Linked DNA regions of Mus musculus: region 2 is linked to region 1. A link is a contact called in ENCODE Hi-C or POLR2A ChIA-PET data. All regions are on one chromosome and are shown on one strand. The core of a region is the stretch at or near the end of the contact, and the rest is flanking DNA. Distances in the headings are between cores, read along the strand shown. Region 1 overlaps Cul4b (cullin 4B). Region 2 holds the start of Stag2 (stromal antigen 2).

Evidence for each region. A loop is a pair of places that touch in the nucleus more often than their neighbours do. ChIA-PET counts read pairs that join two places held with the same protein, here RNA polymerase II (POLR2A).
Region 2: a loop to region 1 is called in a map of regulatory T cell, with 8 times the contacts of the local background. The contact joins the promoter of Stag2 here to the enhancer-like site in region 1. A Hi-C loop is called at or near these places in 1 of 37 maps with a recorded cell type or tissue (regulatory T cell). POLR2A ChIA-PET finds 5 or more read pairs at or near these places in 1 of 5 experiments (embryonic stem cell).

Annotation. Positions count from the first base shown.
Region 1 is chrX:38,561,136-38,567,355 of GRCm38, forward strand. Cul4b (cullin 4B) reads right to left here. Exons shown (of 23, transcript NM_028288.5): 3 at 3,798-3,971; 4 at 2,528-3,073; 5 at 474-589. Among named protein-coding and RNA genes, the nearest start is that of Cul4b, 12 kb to the right of the region's middle. Within about 2 kb of position 3,481, at least 1 of the 3 ENCODE cell types and tissues checked has a DNase peak (open chromatin) inside an H3K27ac peak, as active enhancers do.
Region 2 is chrX:42,146,130-42,152,349 of GRCm38, forward strand. It overlaps Stag2 (stromal antigen 2), which reads left to right and starts at 4,025. Exons shown (of 34, transcript NM_001290713.2): 1 at 4,025-4,162.

The sequences.
Region 1 (6,220 bases), core at 2,231-4,730:
TCTATGCTATAACAGCCCAGTCTGGGTCATACCTCTACTATACCAAAATATTAATAAAGCCTTATCAGAACTGTCCAATTATGGATCCCCAGCTGAAGTAATACTGTGTGTTATGATCATAAAAAAAGAAGGCACCATTTAACTAGTAAGTGATCAAAACTCTACTAAAGAATGTACTTCAGGACGTTAAAATACAGGGGACAGTTAAGAGAACTCTTTCCAAATCTGATTCCCAGCACCCATGTCAGACAGCTCACAACTGCCTATAGCTCCAGCTTAGAAGGAACCTAAGCCCTGGTCTCCAAGGGCACACATGTTTTGTGTGCGCATGCACACACACACACAAACACACACACACACACACACACTCTAGCACATGCACATACAAAATAAATCTTTAAAAAAAGGAAAATACAAATGCATTCCATCTTAGCTTATGTTGGTAAAGTGTGGTTTTACATACTAATACATACCTGGTAGAGTTCTTCTAAATTGTACTTAATTGAAGTACTATTCTGAATGGCTTCCACTGCTTCTTTTAGCTTTTGCCATGTCTCATCCGTATAGTTTTCTGGTAATTTAGGCTTATCTAAATAATATGCAAACAAAATTAGAAAAATATTAAGGATATAGTAACCAAAGAACTATAAAATAGAACAGTACTGCTATTTTAGGATCCTTTTAATACCTCAACATTAAGGTAACTGTGATATTTAAAAGTTCAATATAAACAAAATTTAAGATGCCAAAATACTGTTATTTTGATTCACCTATGAAAATTGAAGGTATTTTTTTCTCCTATTGATTGTTACTGCTTCAAATATAAAAATTTGAGAATGACAGATAAAAATAGCAGTTCTGATCTTGTTTTATCACGTGTAAAACAGAAGCTGACATGAATCTTGTAGGGAAGATTTAAAATACTGAGTACACACTATATGAAAAGTATTTCAGAAACTTTATAGAAATTGTCTCAACAATAACACATTCGCAGGGAATCTTAGCAACCCCAACTTTACAGCTGAAGAAAGTGAGCCTGGAACTCATTTGCTAAGCTCGCCCAAGGTCACCATAACTAGTCAATGGCAAAGCTGGGATTCCGATTCAGGTCTGATTGACTCCCTAATGTATGCAGCAGTCACAGAATCACAACATTTCTTCATTTTAAAGGAACAAAATCAAATGTCAAACAAAACAAAACCGAAGTAACACCTAAATGACTCCAGAACCTATGCAGCATTTTCAGAATAGAAAGAAATTTAATGTAGACTTTAAACTTCATTCATCTGTGATAAGTTAAACAAATTAAAGATTTCAAACGCCCTAATGCCTTCAGGAGAAATCAATTTGCAAATGAAATTAGAATCACAGCTCATTTCTTAAAAAAAAAAAAAAAAAACCTTCCCTATTACTTTGGTTTTCTTTAAATGAAACAATGAATGAATAAATCTATAAATACAGTTCATATTCACTTTAGAAAGCTCTACTAATAAATCAGAAAGAATTTAAGACTCTTGAGAGCATGAGGATGGAAAGGGTTAAAAATAAACAATACTATATATAACCCCCTGCTTCAGACAAGTAGCACAGTGCTCTTTTTCACACCAACATTTCAATCACAAGCTAATACTTAGCCACCAAGGCCTTAAGTTCATTCATTCACTTCCCCATCTTGAATACAGTTCTAGCATCTAGTTACCTGCACAAGCTGAGGAGGGTGAAAAAAATAAACCAGGAAAACAGAAACACATTCAACAGATAAAAAGTTAAGTCAAAATACATTTTAAACCCTGACTTTCTATGTTCATCAAACTCCTAAGCAGTAATCTCAAACACCAGGATACACACATTTTCTAATATCTGCAGGTCAGTACTTAAGAGCCCATTGTAGTGACGAAAGACGCAGTTAACGGTTTCTACCTTTAGACTAGTGATAGTCACTACTTCGGTGTATATACACAGCAGTTTTCGTTTTCAGACCTTACCTTCGGGAAGGATTGCAGAAACCCAAAAGATGTTTCGCCAAACTCTGCTAGTTTCACAAATACAGTACTCTACACTTAAAACCTAACCATAAATCTCATTTAAAAAGGAAACTGTCACCCTTGCTACCTACATTTTTAGGGATTGGAGTATGTGGCCTATAAAAACAAGAATCTCAGTAGTGCCAAGACTCACTATGCACCTGAAATGGACCTCATTAGAAAACAAGTTTCTCACCAGTAAAATCTCTATCAACCATACTGTCAATGTGGGAAGGAACAGCAGATCAAATAGAACTAGAACGGGTGAGACAGACCTCAAAAACATTGGATGGAAACACTCAAAGAGTATGCTTCACAGGAAGGACACAAACACCTCGGGAAAGAACCCTCCACCAAAAACAGGACCTCCCTTCCACTCATTGATTACGCATAAAACATTAGGCAACCTCTATACTGTTCAATATATTAACATAAATAGCACACACGTGACTGCTCAAGTGTCAAATTCTTAGTAGGTGATTATGGATTTTGGCCTTGGTTACCTTTAAAGTTCTTGATCACTAACTTCTTAGCTGAGCCGGGCTTGCTGTTAGCAAAGCTAGAGACCGCGGTAGAAGATTTAGCCAGGCCGTTTGCATGGTGCACTGAAGCCACAGAAGAAATTAATATACTCTTAGTTTTAAGTTGTTGCTGCTGCTGCTGCTGTGAGGTTGCAGCAGTTGGCGAAGATGAGGAAGATGAGGAGGAAGATTCCTCAGCCATTTTCGTATCAATCCCTACAAACTCCAGGGTGTCTTCAAACCGCAGCTTCTTCTGTATAGGTACGTGGCTGGAAGTGGCCACTGGAACCCCAAGGCAGAAGGACGAGGTTGAAGGGGACGCCGAATCTCTGGGTTGTGGAGGGGTGGAAGAGGAAGAGGTGGAATCAAAGTCTTCTCTCTCGTTACTACTGTTACTGCTGCTACTGCTGCTGTTTAACTTTCTCTTCTTGGCAGAGGTGGGCGGAGTGGTGCTGGTATTACCATCAGTGGCAGATCTGACCTCCTGAGCAGCAGCAGAAGCAGCAGAGGGATTGGGGGAAGAAAAACCTGTTGGAAACATGAAAATAGCGGGGTCAACAGGCAGAGGAGCATCAAAAGCCTACGTTTATGTGCCTGCGTGCTTGTAGGAGAGGTGGCAATGCTGGAGGGGGAAGGGAAGGAAGAGGAGAAGCACAGAGGACGAGGAGGAAAGTGGGGGGGGGGGCACACCGGGGGAATGGGAGGGCTTGGGAAGGCGGATAGGCTGACACCGGCAGTGAACAGAACGGGGGGTGGGGGGGTGAAGGAGGCAGACAGGTAAACAGCCCTGCCGTCCCCCCTCCCCTGCTTTCGTCCCCTCTTCCCCACTTTCCGCAGGCGCGACTGGGGAGAGGGAGCCAGTGAAGCTTGCAGCTCCTCCTCCTTTTCTCCCTCTCTCAGGGAGGGGAGCTGCAGGGCTGGAGGGGGAGGGGGAGCGAGCCAAGGCTTGTTATTGTCAATAGCACAAGAGGCTAAAGATGGCGCCACTTCCGGTCACGCGGCGCCCGTGGAGAGGCGGCGTCACCCTCGCGGAGTGGGGGGTGGAGAGGAGGACCCGAGCGGCCTGGGAGGCGGGGGCGCCGACTCACCGTGGGGCGGCTGGAAGCGCCCGGAACGCTCACTCCGGGCAGCTCACTCGGGGTCCGGTTCCCGCACCCCTTCCCTGCCGGCACCCTCCCCACCGGGCTCCCTCACCGTCGGCCACCCGATCCTTAAGGGTCCCGCGGGGAGCTTCGCGCCACATCGCTCTTACCGGAAGTGCCTGGGCAGACACTTTTCATAGCTCCCAGATCCTGAAGCCCCCGGGTCCGCCGGACTTGAGGTGGGGGGGTTGGGGGAGGGAACACGGGGGGTAAAAGAGGTGGATAGGGAGGGCGGGGCGGACCTTGGCGACACCTTCGGCGCTCTTGATTGGAGGTTTCCGAACCTGCGGAGGGCGGGCAGATAGGGTTGGTTGGGGGGCGGGGGGGCGGGAGAAGAAGCGGGAAGCCTCCGGTGAGGCAGAGTAGGTGGTGCAGGCTAGGGGCGGGGTAAACTATCTGGGGAAAAGAAGAGGGTGGGAAGAAAAGTAAGGCGAAGGGAAACTTTACCAAGATGAAGGACTAAGGAGTTGCAAGGCCACGGGAAGAAGCTGAAGTAAGAGGAAACTTAAGCATGCCCCCTGCTAGAGAGGACTATCGCTATGATCAGGGAGCGGAGAGGGCTTAGCTAGGAGGAAAGTTTTTTACTCAGTGCAGCAACACAATCTCTCATTTTTCTCTGTAACACAACATCCCACAGGGCCCGCATTTTGATTGCCTCAATAAGAACAGCTGGACGGACATTCTGTTACCTTCCTACCGAGAGCATTTTCTAAGATTACTGGCAAGAGTAAAGGTACTTTCGAAGGCCATGTAGCCTCATCCAGCACAATTTCAGGGTTCACCCCTCCCACCCTATCAAATCAGTAATCTGTAAACCAAACAAAGCTCAGACTCACTTCATTTACCAACTCTCAGTTTAGATACACTATTGGCAAAAGTCTGTTTCCCTACCAGTGTGTTCCATGAGACCTCAAGTTTTAATTAAGATTGTTGATAAAAAAATAAATAAATAACTCGGAATTTAAATTACCAACGATAAACTCTGTAAAGTCTCGGATTTTTGTTTTGTTTTTTTTTACTTAACCCGCGGGACAGTTTTTAGACAGCACTGGCAAATACCTGTCATTCCGGTGCTCTGGAGGCTAAGGCTGGAGTATACCTAGTTTGAGGCCAGGCTGGGCCTGCACACACTCAAAAAGAACAAAAATAATTAATCTTAGGGCATTCTCAGAAGGAGAGACAAACTCAAAACTACAGTGCCAAGATACTGCTCATTGTAACTGCAGGCACAGTAAACAGCTTGTGTGGAAAGAGTGCACATGCTAGCTACTACCCCAGATAACGACCTCTGAAAAGGCATCGAGGGGTAAAATCCCTTAAAACAAAATAACCTAATATTCTTGTTTACACCCAGAAATGACTGTGGAGAAAAGCACAAATGAGGGAGTCAAAGCAAGATTAATATAATGTATATCCTCAAAAAAAAATGAGAGGAGAGAGTGGGGAGAGAAAGTATATCCTTAGCTATGAAAGGGTTTTATCTAATTATGTAAAGTGCAATGAGACTAGAAGATAGGATGTCTGGTTGGAGGTATGGAAAATAAAGCTTCAAACGTGCCTTGGACCTTAGTGCGGTTCTACATGCTTGGAATCCCAGTATTTTGGAAGGAGAAACAGGATTGCCAGTTTGAGTTCAAGACCAGCCCAGGCTATATAACAAGAGCCTATATAACAATGTTTGTTCTACCAAACTTTGAAGTCTACAACTTGGGAAACGGCACACAGCAAGGCTAAGCAAGCGAGGCTTTCCTACTCAGAACTGACAGCCTTGTGGCTGGAGTAGGAGCAGCCTTGCGTGGTAAACAAGAAGGCTGCAAATAAACCACTCCTTTGTGTCCCCAAAAGCCCTTGAAATGCAAGTTTTCCTGGAAAGGTTGCGCACCTTGGCTCAAACTTGTAATCCCAGCATTTAAGAAGCTGAGTCAGGAGGATTGCCTTGAATTCAAAGCCAGAATAGGCTAAAGAGACCCTATCTCAAAAAACAAAAACCATTCCACACCTTTGTGCTAGTTGTTGACCTCATGCCAAAAATCTCTAAAGAATTTAGGCTACAGGACCAGGAAGAAGAAAAACAACCAGGAAAGAAGAAACAGTAGGGCAGAGAGGTGACTTGTGTGTGTGTGGGGGGGGGGGGATAATTTACATTTCAATACATTCTGCTGTGTTTGCTAAAGGTCACCCCCCCAACCCGGAAAAGATAAAACTGCCCTCAGGACCTCAAGGGAGGTGAGGAATCCCAGGAGCCCCACCCCCAGAAGCTGGGAACAGGGTCTCTTAGGCCAGATTTGAACTTATTTGGTAGCTCAGATAGACAGGGTTTCAATTCTGCCTCAGGCTTCCAAGCCAGCTTCCGTGTTGAATGATGTACATGTGGAAATTCTCCAAGAATTTTTCCTGAGTTTTATGGTAAAAATAACCTTTTCCTTAAAATGACTAATAATAATCTTTCTTTTGACATAACCTAATTTTGTGCCAGGTCAACCCTCATATAGTTAGCATATTTTAATAAGGATATGGAATTTTAATATTTTTA
Region 2 (6,220 bases), core at 2,775-5,274, 3.6 Mb after region 1:
GTAGCTTATTGTTTATATTTTGTCTGTGTTTATGATATTGTGATGTAGCTTCAAATTTCTGTGGACTCAATTGTACTCATCATTAGGCTTCATGTTTAGGACAATGTTAGGAATTTGAGAATTAATTGTGTAATAATGCCCATGATAAAATATTCAAAGTAACCATGTTAGGTGCCTGATAAATACTGGAATAGGAAAGTTGAATAGTAAGAGATTATAAATGTTTGGTACTGTATCATGGATATGACACTTTCTGATGCAAAATTATTCTGATAACTAGAAATGTACAGACTACATTACATTTTAACAGATAATCTTTGTTAAAATCTAAATTAAATATAAATCTTCCTGTGACTGTTTCCAAATTATGGACATGTTACATAGAATTATGTTTCAGATAGTTGTATGTGCTTCCTGTGGTAGCACACGCCTTTGAGCCAAAAGCTTGGGGGTCAGATGCAGGAGGATCTCTGAGATTAAGGCCAACCTAATCTACAGAGCAAGTTCCAGGAGAGCCAGGGCTATATAGTAAAACCCTGTCTTGAAAAGCGGAAAAGAAATCAAAAGGTAATTTTACATGCCAGGCTTTACAAAGAATTCCTGTCTCACAACCAACCAACCCCTCCCAAACCCTCCCCAAACAAACACATAAAAGAATCACCACCAAAAGACAGTTTGACATCAGTGACACCTGAAAGGAATTTTTGTTTTTGGTTCAAAAAGGAAGGACGAAGTCTGCAGGTCTGTTAGTCCTATACAAAATAGACGTTACTTCTTAGGATCCTTGAAGGAACAGATTGAGAGGTTTGTTTTTGTTTTTTGTTGTTTTGTGTTTTTTTTCGAGACAAGGTTTCTCTGTGTAGCCCTGGCTGTCCTGGAACTCACTTTGTAGACCAGGATGGCCTCGAACTCAGAAATCCTCCTGCCTCTGCCTCCCAAGTGCTGGGATTAAAGGTGTGCGCCACCACGCCCCGCAGATTGAGAGTTTTGATACTGGGGCTTGACTTCTTTTGAAAGAAAGACAGCAAAAAGAGCCAACTGTGAATGCTGCTGAGTATTAGTAGACATTTGCTACGAAGTTAATTTCTGATGTTATGCCACAGTTACTAATTTTCAGCAGTGTTTTTCTCAAAATGAAAGCAAATTTCAAGAGGAACTTTTCAATTTGACTTAAAGCAGACAACTCAGAACCTAAATTTCTAAAACGTGCGGGAAAGTATATGGTGTGCTGTTTGGAGCAGGGCATCAAGTTTCCAGTTACTACTAAAACAGGCATTTCCTTAGAACGGACACAAACGAACTATTAGTTACTGTAAGACTCTTTGCCTCACAGCCCAATTGTTCTATTACTTCCAGTTGAATGTTGTTTTAACTGTAAACTTTCTATGCTCCCTATTAAGCCGCGCCATTGTGAAACTTCAGTTTGTTGAAAACTTCACAGAACTCTAGCAAAGAATTGGTTTAGAAGAGAAATGGAAACTTTGGTTTGAATGCTGTTCCCCTCCGATGCTTCACTGGTAAGCGAAAACATTTAAGGCGTTACTTCTTGTTGACATTTAGTTGCTTCTGCTCACTTGATTAAATATACCATAACTCTTGAAGTTCCAAGGAAACTGACCAGTAAGATCAGTGGATGGGAGAAGACCTACTAAGACATAGACCACACATATGGAGTAGAATTGAAGGACTGAAAGTCATCATTATATTGCATCAGGAATGCCCTGTGATTCCTGATTGGGTGTAATGTCACCATTTCCTCAGCTCATAATATTTTCCATTTGTCTTATTACTTATTTGAAACAATTTAATACGGAGGAAGGTATTTTAAATCCATATGTAAAACAAATGGAACAAATACTACTTAATCTGAGGCTATTTTAGGCGGCTAGGAAGTTCTGTAACAGCAATGGAGACACTGTTATTAATAGTTCCCTTCCTGTCCTAGGAGAAGAGAAGTTTGGCAGGGACAGGCCATTCCTGAGTGTCCCCCACCCCCGCATACAGTGCTCTAGGCAAAGGTCATGTAGGGTGGACTGGAAATGAAGTGACAAAAAGAAAAAATATCCTCACAATAAACACCCAAGGGTGATAAAGAGTCAAGGGAGTTGGACTGGGTGCAAAAGGTCTTTCTGTACTTCAAAATACTTGTGGGAGGGCTATGAGGAAGTACCAAGAACTGTAATTGTTAACAATGTGGCAAGGCCGCCTCCACACAAGGCAGCAGTGAGTGTCTAGTAATCTCCACAGGTCCCCTGCTAACCCTGTCCTTGCACGTGGATTTCACGCCACTTTGTCTGGTCCCATCTCCTCTTCCGCCCCCAAAAGTCACCTATAAAACCGGCTGAGCGGCCAATTAGCCTAGTAGTCCAGCTCCCTAAGTCTAGTAGAATTTGAGTATGGAGCTCACATTTTTATGGATCAGGAATAGTGAGTTGAAAATTATATCTATATATCCACATACACATATATATGTATAATTATATGTAATTCCCCCCACCCGTAGTCTTCCTGATAAAGAGAATCTTTAAACCATACTCGAAGGAAAAAAGAAAGCAAGCAAAATTGCCAAGCTATCCATTCTCGCTGGGATCAAGTGGCCTAGTTGGGTCTTTTGGGGAGGAAGTGTGAGGAGTGTTGGAAAGGACGTGAGGAAACCAGAGATCTGGGAACAAGTGGCCCTTTACTGGGGTGGGTTGTGTTGGAGAGCTCTGAAGGGTGCTGCTAGCCTGCAGGGCTGCCAGGGCTGCGCAGGGGGCGGGGAGCCGGACGATCGGCCCGCTGAAGCCCCGGAATTCCCACGGCGGGGCTCCAGTGGACACTGTCGCCGGCCTCTCGGCGACCTCCTCGGTGGCGCCGTGGGCCCTCAGCCAGTCCGCGCAGGGCGGAAGCGCGTCCCAACGGCTGAGTAAGAGAGGCGCGGGCACGCCAGCTTGTTTACCCCACTCGGCGGCGCGCCCCTGCGGGCGCCCCGTTCACAGGAGGCGTCCGAGCCGCGGAAGCGGGGAGTCCGGCGGCGGCGATTGGTCGGCGACACGGGGAGGAGGCTGGCGGGTGGGAGGGCTGCGTGGCGCGCGCCGCAATGGCAGCCCGCCGCCGCTAGATGCCGCTGCCTCCCAACAGGAGCTGGGCCGCGGGTTCGCGGCCGACAGATGGCGCCTGCGCGTTCCATTCGCCTCCAAGTCGCCGAAGAGCGAACACCCCAAACAATCCCGAAGCGCCACCAAAAAAAAAAAAAAAAAAAAAAAAAAAAAGAAAGAAAAAAAAAAAAAAGAAAAGAAAAAAAAAAGAAAGGAAAAAAAATACAGAAAAAAGGGAAAAAAACAAAACAAAACAAAAAAAGCACCCCGCCGGATCCGACCGCCACTTTCAAACCCCCCCACGGCTCTAGACCCGCGGGAGCTTCCGTCCCTCAGTAGAACTCAAGGGTGGAAAGAAGAGGAAGGGGGAAAAATCTTGTACCAGCCCAGGGGTGAAGAAGCCCCCGGCCTGAGAAAGAAGGAAGGAGTGGGGGAGGCCAACAGTCTCCTTGCTGCCTCTGTAGACGCTGAGGGGGGAGGTAAGTTATAAAATGGCGGAGGCGAAGCTTCTAGAAGTTTGGAGGGGCACCCGGAGGGCGCGCGGCCCACCGTGAGGTGTGTGTGCTTGCGATCGGGCGAAGAGAGCGTGCGGCCGGCCGGGAGGGAGCCGAGAAGGCCGGGCGCTCCGGGGCCGGGCCGCGGCCTCGTAGGGGGCCCCGCGCGGGGCAGCGAGCGAGCGAGTGGCCGTGTCCGGGCGGGGAGCGAGCCAGCGTCGCCCCGGCCCCGCGTCACCCCCTGCCTGTCCTCTCCGTCCCCAAGTCGCTACCCCAACACTTCCAAGGAACTTGCAGTCGCCCCCTGCGTCCCCTCCCCGCCTCCTTCCTCCCGGAGCCGCTTTTTTAGCGCAAGACGCTCCCTTCTCACTCCCCTCGCTGGAAGGTTGTCCCTTCGCCTCCCTCGCCCAAGTCTCCCCCGGGGACCTCGGCGGAGGGGGCTCCCCCCCCCACGGGTGGCCCAAAATGGAGAACGCGCAGCGGCGCAAGATGGAGGCTCGGCGCCTCCGCGTAGCCTGCTCGCTCGCTTCCTCTCCTCCCGGGGCCTCTTAAGCAGCCCGTGGAGGGGGACGAGAGCCCCCCAGACTGGAGGTGGGGTGGGGGTGCCATCCCTGGCCGGGATTCGGGGGGGGGACGGGTGGAGAAGAAAGGGGCAAACCCGGGGAGGCCACGGCCCGGTGGCGTGTGGTGGCGGGGAGGGGGGGTGGTGGTGGTGGCGGTGGGAGAGCGCGCCGTGGTGGTGCGGGGAAGGAAGCGAGCAAGATGGTGGTGCTGGGAACCCGGGGGGAGGGGAGGCCGAGCAGGCTCGTTTGTGTCTATTTGGGCCTCGGACCGAGGGAGGCGAGGGAAAATCTACTCTGCTCACACCCCTCCCTCGTCCCCCCTCCCCTCTCCCTTCCCCTCCTTGCCTCCCTCCCTCCCCTCCCCTCCCCTCCCCTCCCCTCCCCTCCCTCCCCTCCCTCTCTCCCTCCCTCCCTCCCTCTCTTCCTCCCTTCCTAGAGAGGGAACAACATTCATGTGACGGGCCCCTCGGCTTCTCTCCCCCGCCCCATCATCTCCAGCGCGTGGTGGGGGAACTGCTTGGGCAAAGCGGTTGGCATCGATCTCTCCATCCTTCCCGAGGCCCCGACTTCGGTCAGTTTTCTTAGGGCACCAATTTTCGAAATCGTTTGGGGTCCGGCGGCGTCGGTCCCCAGCGCGTAGAGCTTGCCCCGAAGGGGGCCCTGCCTGCCTGGCATGGGCGGAGGGGGGGGAAGGGCGGGAGTGGAAGGCTGTTTGTTGGGGGGTTTTGGCGCCACTTTTGTTTTAGTTTTAGTGCTGCTTTTTCGTTCCCACCCCCACCCGCACTGTCTTTCTCAAGGCACGAACTGAGCTGATCCTTGCCCCAGGTAGGCAGCCTCTGTTTTCCCTCCACACTTTTATTCTTGCTTGAGGGCGACTTTCTCTTTTCTTCTCTCACGTATCCGGAGATCTGCGGACTACAATTTTAGGAGAAAAAGGGTCGGCTGGGCCATGGGAGAGAGAAGGTGTGGGAAACAGCATCAAGTAGTTCCGCAAAACTTTGAGCCCCGTTCCCATTTTCTTCTGGCCTAGAATTGTAAACGTATTGTTGATTTCGGCCTTTTTTTCCCTTTCCCTCCCGCCGCGACAATGTCTTGTTTTGCCTTTAGTTTTGATTTTTTTTATTATTTTTTTGATAAACCGCTGTACTTTCGGCATTTAGTTTCTTCTCCTTGGTGTTATATGTCATTTTATTTTTAATCCTCAACGGTAATGGGTTCTCGTGTGATTTTTTTTTTTCGGGCTTTGGTGCTCGACTTGAATTTTTAATATTGCATTAGTAGTTTCATCCGGTCTGGGAGACTTTCTTCTCCGTGGCCTAGGATGTTTTTTTATGTTGTTGCCTACTCCCTCCCTCTCCCTCCTCCTTTCTTCTGTATGTAGTTTTTAAATTGAGGGTCGTGGTTTTTGATTTAATGATTATTTCCAGCTTCTATGCTATGTCTATCAGAAACTTTTGATCTGTGGGGTTAGGTTTAAGTAAAGGAGACGCTTGTGTTGGTTTGCAATGGTTCCTTAAAATGCGCGGGCCGCCTCCTCCTCGACCCTGGTAAAACCCCATCTTCCCTTCACATTGGAGTGTAAATTCCGTACCCCCTTTCTCCCACGGACCGCCGTATTTCACAGCAGCCACACCCTGTATATATGTCTCTGTGGATTGGACTCATTATCAGCTTAATTTAGTGACTTAAACCACCATGATGGGACTTGCTTAAGCACGAAGCTTCTTTTCCTGTTTGGTCCTGGTGGCTAGTGTCGAAAGAGGAATAATCGAGGTTTCTTAATGAAACCTAGTGCGGTCCAAGCATTGCCTTTTTTTCTGTTGTCTTTTTTCCTACTCCGGGCTGTTGGCGGTGTCAGCACCGCTGCTGGGGGCGGGGGGTGGAGGGGAGAAAGAGTCGGGTTACCGAAGTGCGTCATTCCTGGCTCTAGCAGGGCCTGCTCGGGAGCTTGCTGGTGTTTGTTACTGTCCTCGCAGCACTTTCCTGCCAACCTTCTCTCTCTGCGTATTGGTTAGGAGCAAAAGCAGGAGGCGGTCTCCTAATTCTGTCTGGAGCCCAGTGCGTTGCGTTTAAGGGTATATGTGAA